2 separate regions of the Mus musculus genome follow, and region 1 is linked to region 2. Evidence: chromatin loops called from intact Hi-C (ENCODE). Cell type or tissue: left cerebral cortex. All regions are shown on one strand. Each heading gives the region's core, and the rest is flanking DNA. Links, peaks and the distances in the headings are about the cores only.

The links. A loop is a pair of places that touch in the nucleus more often than their neighbours do. Peaks named below come from ENCODE experiments on the same cell type or tissue, not always from the same donor. Only the 100,000 strongest peaks of a DNase experiment are listed, where the experiment ranks them.
Region 1: it touches region 2 in a loop (5-fold over the local background); 24 of 42 quality-filtered maps call a loop at or near these places.

Annotation. Positions count from the first base shown.
Region 1 is chr7:66,098,484-66,105,955 of GRCm38, reverse strand. No RefSeq gene overlaps it. Among named protein-coding and RNA genes, the nearest start is that of Chsy1, 7.3 kb to the left of the region's middle. In left cerebral cortex, for the core only: a CTCF peak has its summit at 3,901 (motif pointing left); a DNase peak (open chromatin) is centred at 3,925.
Region 2 is chr7:66,385,642-66,393,113 of GRCm38, reverse strand. Lrrk1 (leucine-rich repeat kinase 1) reads left to right here and starts at 4,773. Exons shown (of 34, transcript NM_146191.3): 1 at 4,773-4,894. It overlaps Aldh1a3 (aldehyde dehydrogenase family 1, subfamily A3), which reads left to right. Exons shown (of 13, transcript NM_053080.3): 13 at 353-2,222. The coding sequence ends at 425. In left cerebral cortex, for the core only: CTCF peaks have their summits at 3,693 and 4,750; a DNase peak (open chromatin) is centred at 3,713; H3K4me3 peaks cover 1,984 bases; H3K27ac peaks cover 1,432 bases.

The sequences.
Region 1 (7,472 bases), core at 1,500-6,499, 290 kb after region 2:
GGGTTCTCTAGGGGAACAGAATGAGTAGACCCTATATACGTTAGAATGACGTTTATTGGATTTGCTTACTGGCTGTAGTCCAACTGATCCAACAATGGCTGTCTCCCATTGGAAGGTCCAGCCATCTGGTAGTTGTTCCATCAATGAAGCTGGGTGTCTCTGCTGGATTCTCAAAGAAGTAGGCACTAGTATCAGGAAAGGAATGCCTTAGCAGCGGGGTAGGTGACCTTGACATAAAAAGTGAGGGCCAGCAGCAAAACTTCTCTTCATTTATGTGGGCTGCTACCAGAAGGTGCAGACCAGATTTAGCTTGGGTCTTCCCACCTCAAAGTATCCGATCAAGACAGGTGTTCCCCGATTCTTGGTTTCCCCGAATCTTGGTTTCCGTTGATTCCAGACTTAGTCAAGTTGACAACCAGGATTAGCCATCACAGGCACCTCATGCATCCTTGGTCTACTTGTGAGTTCTATATGCAGTTTCTGTGAGGCATGTTTCTTATACAGGCAAGCATGCAGGTGCACACATGTATCTCAGAGACAGATAGCTAGAAGACACAGCACAGCACTGGCAGCCAGCCAGATGAAGTAGAATAGCCAGATGAGAAGATTAACCAGTAGGTGGTGATGCACAGACACTCAGGAGATAGTCTAAATGTCTTTAGGGGACGCCTTCATGACAAGGTTTGCTCTAGTCAAAGGCTTGATCCTCCTTTAGCAAAGAAAGATCTATAACTAAACATCAGTTAAATGCCATTACTCTAAAGCGAGGCCAGAGTTTCCACAACTGCACAATTTGAGCAATGGTCCCATCCTCAGGAGGACACCTCTCCCTTCTGCATCCCACTCCCCCAGTGCTTGTCAGCTGGTGACTCATGCCAGGGCTCGGTGAGCTGACCCAGAGCACAGTCACCTGAAGGTTCAGGTCCTGGTGGTTTGTGGAGCCACTGCAGAAGTGGAGAGCAAACGCTCTTTGCTTTTAGTGGTCTAACGAGCTGTAGAGGAAACCTTCTGCTACTGATTGACCCAGAAGACATTTGGATCTACAAACATCTAAAGTATAATTTTGGAGGTAAGAAAAAACATTTACCGGGTATCTTTGGCTGCTAAGTGATCCACCCATGTTACACATCCTGTTAACAGTGCTAGGTCATCTTGTCTTACCACTTACCCAGTAGGTGCTAACTGTTGTCAGCCAAGAAATGAAGGCCTTTCTGAGAAGTGTCAGGAATAAGGGCGAGATGTGCTTTGTGACTCACTTTGAGGCCAAGTTTTTCGTCGTCAGTAGTGGCAGTGGTACTTACTTATCCCTTCCTTAGCCTGTGGTGTGAGTGCATGCATACCCGGGAGAGGTACACATGTGGACTTGAGTATAGAGGCCTAAAAGTTGATGTTGGGTGTTTTCTTTGGTTACTCTGCACTTTATTTATTGAGGCACAGTTTCTCAACAGAAGCAACGTTCTCAAAATCAACTAGTCGAACCAGCTTGCCACAGGGATCCCCTTTCTTTGTCTTTTCTGGGCTTACAGGCAGCTGCCACTGCTGCTCTGTTTTGATGTGGTTTCAAGGGATCCTAATTGGGCCTTGAATTAGCCTAGCAAGAACTTTACCTACTGACCCACCTCCTTGGCCTCTACGTTAGCTTTTGACCTAGCAATCTCACTTCTAAGAATTCTCCCTCATCCACACCAGTACAAAGTGCCACTTGGATGGGTTATTCTGGGCTCCATTGTGTGTGAGGGTGAACTGGGCAAACCAAATGTCCATTTGTAAGACTGTGAATGGGGAGACAGTTGCTGCTCTATTTGTGATGGGGTTATGTTCTGCTATCCCATTGTAAGTTGGAACTGTTTTAAGTGGGAAGGCTGTGGAATGTACCTAGTGTACTAAAACACCCCAGTGTAGCTAGCTACAGGACCCACCAGAAGCTGATTGTCTCCCCTAGGAATTATGTGGCTGATGGGGTGAGCGTACAGTCCAGCATCAGGAGAGAGGACTGATCACAGATCACCAGTCTAGGAAAAGAACGAAAGTCGAAGTGCGGTTTCTACTGAATGCATTTTACTCTTGCCCTATGCTAGAGAAAAGAGAAGGGAAAAAAAAAAAACAGCCCAGAAGCTACACTCTCTTTCTTCCAATAATGTATTTATTTATTTACTTTACATCTTCATCACAGCCCCTCTCCCTCCTCTCCTCCCAGTCCCACCACTACAAGTCTCTCCCCCTATTATCCCCTCTTCTGCAGAGAAGGGGAAGCCCCCCTTGGGTACCACTTCACCCTAGGACACCCAGTCCCAGCAGGACTAGAAACCTTCTCTCCCACTGAGGCCCAACCAGGCAGTCTAGGTAGGAAAGGGGACCCAAATGGCAGGCAATGGAGTCAGACACAGTCCACACTCCGATTGTTAGGGGACCGGGTGAAGACCAGGTTGTGCATTTGCTACAAGTGGGTAGTGGGTCTAGGTTTAGCCTCTCCTGCTCTTTGGTTGGTGGTTGAGTCTCTGTGAGCTCCCATGGACCCAGGTCAGTTGGCTCTGTAGGTCTTCTGTGGTGTTCTTGACCCCTCTGGCTTGCTCCCTTTCTCAAATTGGAACCATCTGTGTCCTGCAGCTGTAAGGCAGAGTGAAGAGCTCTCTCCACACGAGTCAGAAAGAATCGGACATGATGAGACACACACAGCAGTTACAAAAAGCATTTCCTTAGTGTCTTTACACAGAATGCAAGAAATAAAAGCGAGGACCCGGGGAGCCGGGGAAGCGAGTGGTCTGAGAAGAAGGATGCGCCTGAGTGAGATTTCCAGGAGCTGCTCTCTTCAGCTTGGTCTGGCTTTTAATTATGTGAGGATTTCACAACCACAAAACGATACTCAAAGTACATCAACAGATTTAATTCTCTCAAGTATTGACAGTGTAGCTCATTAAGACGATGGGTTCTACATCACAATTTATTCAAGTCTTTGTCTTGCATGAGTGGAAACTGAGGCCCAGAGAAATGAAGTCAACTGAGGGATGGACATCACCAGCCAGAGCCAGAGAGCCTAGGCCATCGCCAGCCACAGCCAAAGAACCTGGGCCGGCACCAGCCACAGCCGGAGAGCCCTGATCATCGCCAGCCACAGCCGGAGAACCCGGGATGGCACCAGCCACAGCTGGAGAGCCCGGGCTGGAAGCAGGAATTGCCAAAACGCTCCTTTGCATGTCTGGTTTCTTGCCTCTTGACAGTCCACTAAAGTCAAAACTGCGAAGAGTAAATCGCATCTTGCTTTGTAGTTTCCTTTATAGACCACTGTGTTCTCCCAATAGAGAAATACTACTGAGAATCTTCCTAAGTCATTAAAGGGCCGACACAGGGCGGGCATGCCTAATCGGGAAAATCTCAATTCCATGTGTTCCAAAATCTGCAGCTCTTTAACTGCTGACAAATGCCACAAGGGAAAAACTCCGTAACACCACATTTTGACTTGTTCACAAGTGATTTAAAATAGTGCCTAAAATTGCTTTCGGACTAAGTAAATGAAGCATATATGAGATATAAGTGAATTTAGTCTCACGTCAAATATTCCTCATTGTACACATGTAAAAGTTCAACAACAACAACAACAACAAAAAACCACTCTGAAGTCAGAATCCATTGCCTGTGAGCATTAGGGTGAGGGCTGCTCAACGTCCGTTCAGAACCTCTTCATTCAGTTCACACTCAGTACTTCCCTTCACTTTGTTCTTGGGCTGTACCTAGTACTAGAGATTTATCTTTTTATCCTTAGACAGGTAGAAGAAAAAGCCTTCCAAAATGTTCTTAGCTAGCATATTGTTCATTCATTCAAAAAAAAAAAAAAAAAAAAAAAAAAAAAGTTAGGGCCCCAACAGCTTGGGAACTTGGAGCAACAGCGCCCCCTTCTGTTATATTTATTCCATGACAGGATATTTATTCCATGACAGGATTTCTTTTTTTAAAATACGTATCTATGGAGGTCAGAGGATAACTAACAGGAATGGTCCTTGCTCCCACCACGTGGGTTTTGGAGATTGAACTCAGGATGCCCAACTTTAACGGCAAGAGCCTTAACTCACTGAGCCATCTGGTCCACCCAGGATTTCTTGAATCTTCAGTCTCAAAGAGAACAATGAGCTGGGCATGGTGGTTGTTTAATCCTAGCACTTGGGAGACAAACGAGGGGAATCTCTGTGAGTTCAAGGCCAATCTGATCAACATATTGAAGTCCAGGACAGCACTGACTACACAGAGAGACCCCATCTCAAAAGAGAGACAGACAGAACGGAGAGCAATGGTCACGTGTTTCATGGTCCATTTTAGTCTGTAATTATTACTTAATCCAGTATTTAAAGGTGGTGTTTGATTCTGGATTTGTGATGAAACTGTAAACTGAGAGAGGTTTAACCTGAAAAAGCTGTAAGCCAGAATCTATCCTCAGCCTCCTGAATTAAGGAATTTTAGAGGTGGCTTCTTTCTGCAAGTGTAGCCATCATTCCAACCGATGCTGATGTCCAGGTTGGTGTGGGGCCACGGCTGGCCTCTTTGAGGAGCCTCACATCCCCCATCCCCCCCAAATGAATGCAAAATATGAGGCAATGTAATTATCACATATGGACATAGATGCCTGTGTTCCTGGGAAGCACACGGTGCACATGGGAGAGGGTATCCGGAGTCTCCTGCAGCAGGCTCTCAAAACTCTGGCATTATGCGGCTGCAGACACTGGGGAGGTTTTTAGTGGCTCTGCTACATGCCCTATCTCCATGCACAGCTGTTGATTCAAACGATCATGAGAGTGTTTCCCCCAAGCCTGGGGGAAAGTCTATGTCTTCTAAAGGTTGGGTAGCACTGGAGTCAGTTAGTGTGCACATGGAGGAAAGGATGGAGCTAAAGGTTGGAGAGGTGGCTTATGTCATCAGTAACAGCAGCAGCAACGTGAAGACATCTTTGTCGCTGCTGGGTGTCACAGCTCGGATCTGGAATGTCCTGCAAAGGTCCATGTGCTCAAAGCTTGCTCTCACGAGTTCCTAGTGCTGTAGAGAGGTGGCAGAACCCTTATGGAGGTGGGGCCTTCTGTGTGAGTCCAGTCTTAGAAGCGTGCCCTGGAGGGATGCTGGGGCCAGGACTCTTCCTATTTCTCACTCTTGTCTGCCGTGGGGTGAGCAGTTTCCTCTACTATGGGCTCCTGACGTGCTATGCTATGCTTCCATTGGCACAAAGGCAATGAAGCCATGGCCTGGAAGGAAAAATCTCAAAAAATAACATGTCTTTATCACTATAAGCTGGATGTGGCCATGGTATACTATAAACCCTGAATCCCAGCTGCACCTGCTGGTTCATCAACCCACTTCATTTACGTTGAAAATGTTCAAAAGAGCCCAGCGCAGTGGTATATACCTGTAGTCTCAAGAATTTTCATGAGCTAGTGTAATTTGTTTTCTTTTAGTTCTTCTGGATCTTGTGTGTGTGTGTGTGTGTGTGTGTGTGTGTGTGTGTGTATCCATGTGTGGGTATGCTTGCCCTTACATATGCATGTGGTGGTCAGAAGTCAATGTACCCTTCTCAACCACTCCTCACCTCCTATTTTCCGACAGGGTCCCTCACTGAACCTAGAGCTCTTGTTTCAGCTAGACTGGCTGCCTAGCAGGCCCACGGAATCCTCCTGTTCCTGCCCAGCACTGGAGCTACAGGTACCTGCCGCCATGCCTGCTTTCACATGAGCACTAGTGACCAACACTCAGGGCCAAAGCTTCTGCAGTAAGCATGCCACACACTGAACCATCCCTCCATTCCCTTGTGATATTTTTCAGTCAGTGGGAAATAGTGAGTGAGGAGAGAGAGAGAGGAAGAGAGAGAGAGAGAGAGAGAGAGAGAGAGAGAGAGAGAGAGAGAGAGAGAGAGAGAGAGAAAGAGAGAATTTTTGTGACTTTTCCCCCGTGTGACACTTCGATTTTCTGGAAGTTTTACATCATGCACCCTGATTGTTGGGATCCAGGAGTTGCCTTGGAAACCACACAAACAGCCATCTCAGTCAGACAAGGGTAGTTTGATGAGCATTTGTTCCAGGACTGATAGATCACGGCCACAGGACAGATTCGGGAGCTGGCTACAACCAGGATCCTACCATGCTTTTAAGCCTTGAAGTCCACAAACACCTGTGCCCAGTTATTTCACCTATCAGGATGTAGGGACAGGGGACTTCCTTGGGAACGTGTCTTTGCTGTACGTGTATCCTGTTCCCATTGGTTGGGATATTCAACTGTAGTGGGGGAATTGCCTTGTCTAACATTCATGTCTTAGCTGGCCAACAGGACGTCAGTTTCCCAGGTACACGTCTCTCTCTGCCAAGCAGAATATTAGTTCCCAGGGAGGTCTGGGAAACTTAAGCTTTATTCAACTCCTACTCAAAATGAAAGTTTCTTACATTGGCGTAGGTGTCTCTCTTATTTTCGGGTCCATCCCAGGAGCAGCTTATAAAGGCAAGACACCATAAAAGCTCACATATGGGTACGGGAAGTGTTGCTGGATGGCTGGTTCGGGTCCTTTGTCTAGTTACTGTGGGTAACTAGACAAAGCAGGTCTAGCTGACTTCTATGGTGAGTCCCTGTCCTCCCACACCTCTGTGGGACAGGGGTAGGGGCATCACCGAAGCCTCCACGTCCCTCCTTCTCAACTGTGCATCTGCAATCATTGATATAACAGCAAAAGTAGCCTCTTTGCTCTTCACATCCGTAGGAGTACATATGGTAGGACCATGGACCCAGACAAGGTCCTCCGAGGTTGCTCCAACCACGGTCTTCACCATAACCTTGGGTGCAGTGCAGGCTGCTCAGATCAGTCTCTGCCCCACCCCCACCCTCACCTTTATGACAGCATAGCCTGTAGACATCAATGTGACTTCAGGCAGCAGCACATACCATGGTCATCTGCACAGCCTTCGGTGGTAACACGGGTCATGAACATCAACACAGACCTCAGCAGGGCACAGCTAGGCCAGTGTCTGGAGCCATGGGCCTGTCTAGCTCACTCACTGCAGGCTCAGCTGCCTCTCGAGCAGCCTCATCTACCCCAGGCGGGGCGGGGGTGGGGGTGTTGGGAGCAGCATTGGCTGCTGGCTCTTCTGCCTCACACCTTTGTCACTTTTTAATTTTAGAAACAAACATTTATACCATTGTGATATGTATGTAATCCTTTCTGGTTTTGTTTTTCTGAGACAGGGTTTCCCGGTGTGGCTCTGGCTTTCCCGGAACTCTATATAGACAAAGCTGACCCTAAACTCAGAGATTCTGCCTCCTGAGTGCTGGAATTAAAGGCATGTGTCACCACAGCTGGGCAAAAATGTATAATTTAAAAGGTGTGGGCCTCAGGGGCAGAGAGCTTGCCTACTATGTCTGAGGCCCTAGGTTTAATTTCCAGTGCCACATTTTAAAAAAAAATACATTTTAGTTTTTGACATATGTATGCGACTGTTTTAGTTACTTTT
Region 2 (7,472 bases), core at 1,062-6,061:
CTGCCTCCAACACCCCGTTCAGTGCACAGGCCACGTAGCTACCCCCCATGACACAGAAAACTTGTGTTCTTTTGCTTTCTTCTCTCATTGTCCAAAAGCAAACCCTCAGTTCTTTTACCCTCACCAAAAGCATCACACGCAGGAACTTAGCATTTAAACGCGCATTTCCAGTTCCTGACACTTATCTAGTACATCGTAGAGCCTACTGCCTTTACTAAGTCCAGGCACCACGCTGCCCTGTAACACGAACCCCAACGCTCAAGCTGCCGCACAGGATGTTCATGCTTTAGAGGAGGTTCCCCAGGACTGTGAACTGACAGTGTGAACTGTCCCCCCTTTTCTGTCATCACAGAGGAGAATATGCTCTGGCTGAATATACAGAAGTGAAAACTGTCACCATCAAACTCGAGGAGAAGAACCCCTGAGGAACAGGCCGGCTTCTTCCTCAAAAGCTGGACAGCTGACCGTGGCAACTCCAGCCTGCCACGAGCAGAAAGCAGGATGACAGTGCTCAGCTTCCCAGGACCCTCTCTTCTGGACACCCGATCTACTGGAGTTCAATGGTTTTGACTTTCCTCTCACTCACACGCATGCTTTATGGACCAAACTGTGGGCAGACGGATAGGATATGGGAAACTGGAGGGCTGCCTGGAGAGGAACTCTTACCCAGCTCTGACTTTGCCTTTAGACTAAGTGCAGGACACCGCAAAGACAGCCAGTGCTCTTAACTATGAGACAGTAGTCACTGGAGTGTCCCACGGTTAATTTAAATGCTTTTTGACCCCAGGAGGAATATAGAATGAGCTCACTAAATGTTCTGTGAGCAAATCTGGTCTTTGGGGTCTCTTTGGGGTCATCTGTGCACACAAGTCCCTCCTTGTTCTGAGGGGGAAAGTGGGATTATTCACAACAAAGGATTAGTGTTGAGGTGAAGGGACAATTTCAGGGACCCAGTGTGGGGAGCTTAGCGAAGCTGCCATGGAAAGGCCCCAGAAGCCTTTGGTGTGCAGGGGTGCGGGTCCTAAGGGCTGCATATGGGCACTGACCATGGGGTTCACCTTGAAAACAATCCTGACTTTGGAATGACCAAATCAACATCCCAAAGAGTTTGCCCTATAGTTATGAGATGGTCTTCCACGACATAGGCCCATCTAAGGCAGACAACGTGTCACCTTTGCCACTGAGGGCTCATGTTAGAACTACCATGGCAGAGCAAACCCTGGGCAATGGAGCCTCACATTTGACCCTCAGAGCCACCATTCACTTTTTCAAATACCCGTTTCTACCACATTCAATAACGGGCACGCCCACTTCCTTTTTCTCTTCTCCAGCTCCATTACCTGTTTTAGATTAGTGAAGTTCATGCCAGCAAGAAATAGCTGCCACTGCATAGTTCTGTAGTCTTCAAAATCCCGTCTGGGCTTTCATTTATGATTGGCTAACAAGTAACACCTGGATCCCACAAGGGACCACCAAGTGACCTGGGTACCTCAGTCATGTTAAAACATGTTTTCCTTTCCTCTTTGATGTATGCATATGATGCGCAATTTCATGTTTGAACTTGGAAAACTAAAACGATCCCCATAAAGCTTTAAGGGTAGAACCACACTCTTTGGGTTGACTGCTGTTTGGGTAACTTTCACTGTCAGTAAACATGCACCTGCCTAATTAGATGTGAGGCTTACATTTGAGGATAAAGTTGGGCTGAGCAAGCGTGAGAATTAAGTCTTCTATCTGAACCAGTGTGAGGTAGAGAATGTGGGGCGTGAATCGGGGCTCTCAGCCCTGTCGGAGACAAGCAATATTCCATCCACCTTCTTTCCTCCCTCAACACTTATACTACCATAACTAGTTAAGTCAGGATTTGGCTTCGGACACTGAATTTTGGGTATCTCAATAACTCTAGGCACTACCCTTCACCATAGTACACTAGAGGGTTGCTATTCTTCCATTGTACAATAATGCCTTTAATATGAAATGTTACATTATTTATAATTGGTATCATTAATGTATCTTTTTATAGCTGTAAGTACACGGAGGTAGTGTATTTAACCTTCTGTAATATACTGTACTTAGAAATGAAAATCTATATAATGTTAGATCTCACTTCTTTTAAGGTTTACCCCTGTGGTATGGTTTTTAAATCAATTGGATTGGGGATTTTGATCTTAAGTTCAGATTGTGTGTTCAGCAATGAAAAAATAAAGTTGGACACAGAGAAACATTGATTGTTTTTCATTGGAGGACTAACCCCATTTGAATTCTGTGGCAGGCCCTTCTCTTTCTGAGACTTCTGTGCGATGTGGCTTTTGATAAGACAATGGGAAAATGAAATCACACGCCTCCAGTCGGGCACGCACAGGGCTCTTCTTGATGGTAACGGCCATTTCTACAGTCTTGCATGGTGAAGAGCTCCGTGGCTCACAGGCAAAGTGTAAGGTGCCTTCTATGCTGCCTAAGTTCCTTTTAATCACAAGGCAACAATGGCAAGTGCAGAAAATGAGGATTTGGGGAAAAAAATCCTGTCCCCAAATAGTGGCCATGTGTCTACTTTTGTGACTTTGTCTATGATGATCTAAGGGTCTAGACTTGACTTAGCTGAAGTTCTTAAGGCTTCTAATTGCCAAGAGACATCAGTTACCCGGTTATGACCTGACATTGATGTTGCAGCAGAAACCTTGTGTAGGCCTGGAACGATCAAACTGTGAACTCAGCATTGCAAGACCAGGCCTCTGACACATGTGAAAACATCACCCCCTTAAAATATGGTGCTGGAGGTTGCACCAGAGCTTTCTCAGTAAGCCCCTCTGCTTGTGTTGCTATATTTATGAGCACTTCATATCTGATCCAAATGTGAGCATAGGATGATATTAAAATGACACCTCCTATTGTCTGATTAATTAGAGCACGCCTGCCTGAACAGAACCACTCTAGAGACATGTGTGAGTATGTGTGTATAAGTGTGTGCAGGTGCAATTATATGCATGCACTTGGACACATTCTCTCAAAGAAGACATTATGGGATGTTCTAGTTTCAGCTCTTGGTGGGTGCCTACTTTCTAATGCCTACTAGAATCCTTGTAGCCAACTGTGATTGTAGGTGGAGACCGGAAGAGGGTCTTTAAATTATTGTGTGTGTGTGTGGGGGGGGGAGACATCAAACAAAAGTGAGCATTTGGCTGAATAAAATCGAGTGTCAGAAGACAAAAGGAACAGTTAGCCTCCGCAGTGTCATGCTCATTCAGGGAGGTGGGTGGCTGATCTACCTCTGACCACTGTCTATCAGAGGACCCCTTTGTAGACAGGGTAATTCCAACCTCAGACTGAAAGTCAGGGTGGGATGTGAGCAAACCCAAGAAAAACATGGGTCTGCAGGAATGAAAAAGAAGTGAGAAGGAATTTTAGCTATTCTGTAATTGTCTCCTTTGCAAACTTGTGATTAAAACACACCTACTGGGTACAGTTGAATACTGTGATATGGCCATCTCAAAAAAAGCTCATATATGTGTCGAATATTCCAGACCTTTGTTTGCTCGTTTGTTTGTTTTAAATTGGGCACTTTTCTTAACCTATTTCTAAGATTGTTTAAAGTGGAAAATTTCTTGCCACTTAAGCATAGGCAACACAAGTCCTCTTAGTGTGTGTTGGTCCTGGCTCTAGACATGGACTTCCTTTTAGTAACGCTAGGTGGCAGTGATGTATGTATGCCCTGAAGGCGCCACCAAGCCAGGCTCATTCAAACTGCTGACGCCATGCCTTGCAAATTATTAGGGACTTTTCCATAGCAGTCATGTTGCTGGCCTTGCTAATTGGTCTGAGGACCTCGGTGGTGAGGACAGGATTGCAGAACCCCACCTACATTTTTGTAACAGTGTTCGATGGAGGAAAAGAAGAGCGAACGTAGAAGAGCTGCGAGGTTGTGGCCTTGCCAACTAGGGATACAAACTCCAACTCTAAACAAACACTTGAGGTGTTCCCAAAATATCTCAGGCGGCCCACGGCTTCTCAAATTCTGTGAGCTGCCAGTGAGGCGGTCTGTCAATGTTCTTTGCACTTGGTCTCAGGAATATTCATTCTTACCAGTAAGAAGCACTTCGGTCCAGTACTGATTTTCTACCAAGGATTATCTTTTCTCGGGGAAAACGAGCGGAATCCGAAGCTTGCCTGCTGAGTGTATAGCCGCGTTTGGTTATTAACTTCAGTGGAATCAACTGACAACATTCCACCTCATCGCCACAAGCAGCCAGTCAGGGTGGCATGCTCCTGTAATCCCAGCTACTCCGGAGTTCGAAAATCGAAAAATATTCATCAGCTAGTAATATCTTTGCAAACGTCCATAATTTAAGTTAGCGAACTCGTGTGGTGAAAAAGCGCAGTTTACAAAACATCAACTTTTAAAATGTAGTTTCTGCACCGCTCCATAAAGACCTGCACACACATTAATATTCTCGCTCTCTTAATATTTACAGTCACAGTATATGGCCAGCAAACAGGATAAAAATTAATCTGTTACTCGAGCAGGGTAGGAAAGGCACAACCTTGTCACTGTGCCTGTCCGCAGGGAAGGCAGCAAAGCATTCAAATTTGGAGAGGAGTCCACAAAGTTTCAAGACCCAAGCGTCTACCGAGGCACAAGAGCAGTGAGCTTGGTCACCGACATCTTGCAGCTAGGGAAACCGAGGCAGGCCATCCAGGGGAGGTCGGGGCGGCCGACCCTCTGGCACAGCCCTGCTTCCGCGCCACCCGCCCTCTCCGCCCGCCAGGCGGCCGCAGGATTGAGGAAGTGCGTCTGGCCCCCGGCGGCCAGAGCATTGCAGGGCAGAGTACGGTAGGACCGGCAGGCCCCGGCCCTCTGATGTCGCCGATCCGCGGCTTCCAGACCCTGCCGCCGCAGGTAAGTGCTGCTCCGACCCGCGCCCTGTCCGAGGACCCGAGCGAAGCCCGCACCTTAGATCCAAGCTTTGCCCGCACCACCCCGTCCCGCGCCCGGGTCCCCGCGTGCAGCCGCCGTCGCCTGCTTGTGCCCTGCGTCTCGCCTCGCCCCACAGCTCCTCTCCCCAGCTCAGCACCCCGTACCCCGGGCGACCGCGTGCTCCGGACCCCGGCCTGTGTCCGGGACCCGCAGGTCACAGCTCCGGTGGGCGTCTGGAACTCGGGCTGCCCGGGGTCTCTTCGCTGCCTCTCTGGGCTGCGCAGCGACCCTCGCCCCTTGAAGGGTTAAAGCGAGTGCAGAGCTAGAACCCGGGAGCTGGGGCAGCCGAAAACCAGCCTGGGATCGGAGCGGGGCGGGGGCGGGGAGCCGAGTTCAGAAACAAAAGTAGGAAACACTAGGGAGACTACAAAGTTCTTTTGCGTTTGGAAAAAAAAAAAAAAAAAAAAAAGCCTGACTTTTAACTTGGGAGTGGGGGTGGGGTCTAAGCGTGGGAGTTCGTGGGCGCGAGTGGCTGGAGGCAAAGGCCCAGCGAGGCTCTTCCCGCGCGTGCGGGACAGCCGGGTGGTGCTGGATGGTCTGGAGGTCTTCCCCTGCTCCACGCGTGGGGCATGTTTCTCACCCTGTGGTCCCATCACTTTGCCTATGGGCTCTGTTGCTTGGAGCCAGTGGCAGTCCTTAATGGATGAGAACAAGAATTCCTGGAGGGGCAGTAAGAAAGACAGCAATGGAGAGACTCTAGGGATGCTGACAGCCAGTTCAGTCTGGCTTTTAATAGTTTGAGGCCATTACGTTTTTCTCTTACATGATGCTCATCCCTGCAAAAACCGGAGCAGGATAGATAGGGTCTTAAAGGCAAATTCTCTTAGCAAATTCTCACCAAATAACCTATTTTTGATGAGTTGGTCACTCACACTCACATAGCAGCATCAAAGGACCTACGATTTGTACACTTTGAAAAACTTTAGCATTGAATTCTTTCTGTGATTTGGTTTTCATTGTCCTTGCTCATGTTCCAGAAGAATATAGCATACCAACACCTAATTTGTCCTTAGAGGGGCTTTTCTAGTCAGCCAAACGTTTCCTTCCCCCACACCTACAACAGTCTCCTTAATAGTTTGGATATAATTATTATAACTAACTAAATAAACCAGCTAAGGAGATGGCTCAGTATACAAAGCACTTGCTGATCACGTGTGAGGATCTGAATTCAGATTCAGAATCCGCTTAAAGCCAGATGAGACAAAGGTGCAATCCCAGATGCCCCCACTTCAAGATGGGAGATTCCCTGGAAGCTCACTGGTCAGCTAGCTTTGTGTGGGCAACATGAAGAAGAAGCCTTGTCTCAAACATGGTGCAAAGCAAAGACCAACAGCAGGTCATCTGATGATCTCAACACACACATACGGACGCCACACTCACACACACACACAAACATACAAACAGAGAGAGAGAGAGAGAGGGAGAGAGAGAGAGAGAGATATTAAAAATAAGAAGAACCCTAGAAATCATCCCAGAGTAGTCTTGTTGGCTCCATCCCCAAGTGGGCCCAGTCCATTCCCTTCTTCTGTTTTTGAGACACAACAGGGCTGATGCACATACGAACTCCTACACAGTCCAAATTGCCATGTGCCCCTCCCTCCGCTCTGGATATATCGTATATATTCATTCTTTATTTTAATGTTTCTTTTTAAAATTACGTATACAATATATTTTTTCATATGCTTTTCCCTAGCCCCAACTCCTCCCAGATACTTCTCTTTATGCATCCAACTTGATGTTCATTCTGTCAAAAACAAAACAAAGAATACTAAGGCAAACCAGACAAACAAAAAAGGCACACAAAAATCATGGATCTCTCTCTCTCTCTTCTCTGTCTCTGTCTCTCTGTCTCTGTCTCTGTCTCTCTGTCTCTCTGTCTCTGTCTCTCTCTCTCTCTGTCTCTCTCTCTCTCTCTCTGTGTGTGTGTGTGTGTGTGTGTGTGTGTGTGTGTGTGTGTGAGCGCGCGCGCGCGCGCGTACTAGGCATAGGGCCTACCCTGGAGGCATTCGTATGTGTGTGTGAGGCTGATTCTCCTCATCCCAGCTGGTATCACAGTTGCACATAGCTTCTTGGTTGAGAGGTGGGACTTTGTGCCACTTCCCTTTCTTGGTGCTGGGATTTTTGTCTGGTTTGCACCTGTTCAGGCCCGGTGCTTGCTTCCACAGTCTCTATGAGTTCATACGGGCATCAGCCCTGCTCTGTCTTACAATCTTTCTACCTAATCTTACCCATAGATCCCTGAGCCTTGAGGGGAGGAGCATGACAAAGAAATCCCAGTTCGAATAGAGTGCTTCAAAGTCTCTCACTCTCTGCACACTGTCCAGATTGTGGGTCTCTGTGCTAACTCCTATCTACTGCACGAAGCTTCTCTGAGGTGGACTGATTTGTGGGTATGGCCATGTGTCATCAGGAGCCATTTTATAGCTGTGTCCCTTTATTGGTATACCAGTGGGTTTCCCCACGGGGACAGAATGGTGTGCATACATTCTTAATGGCCCGA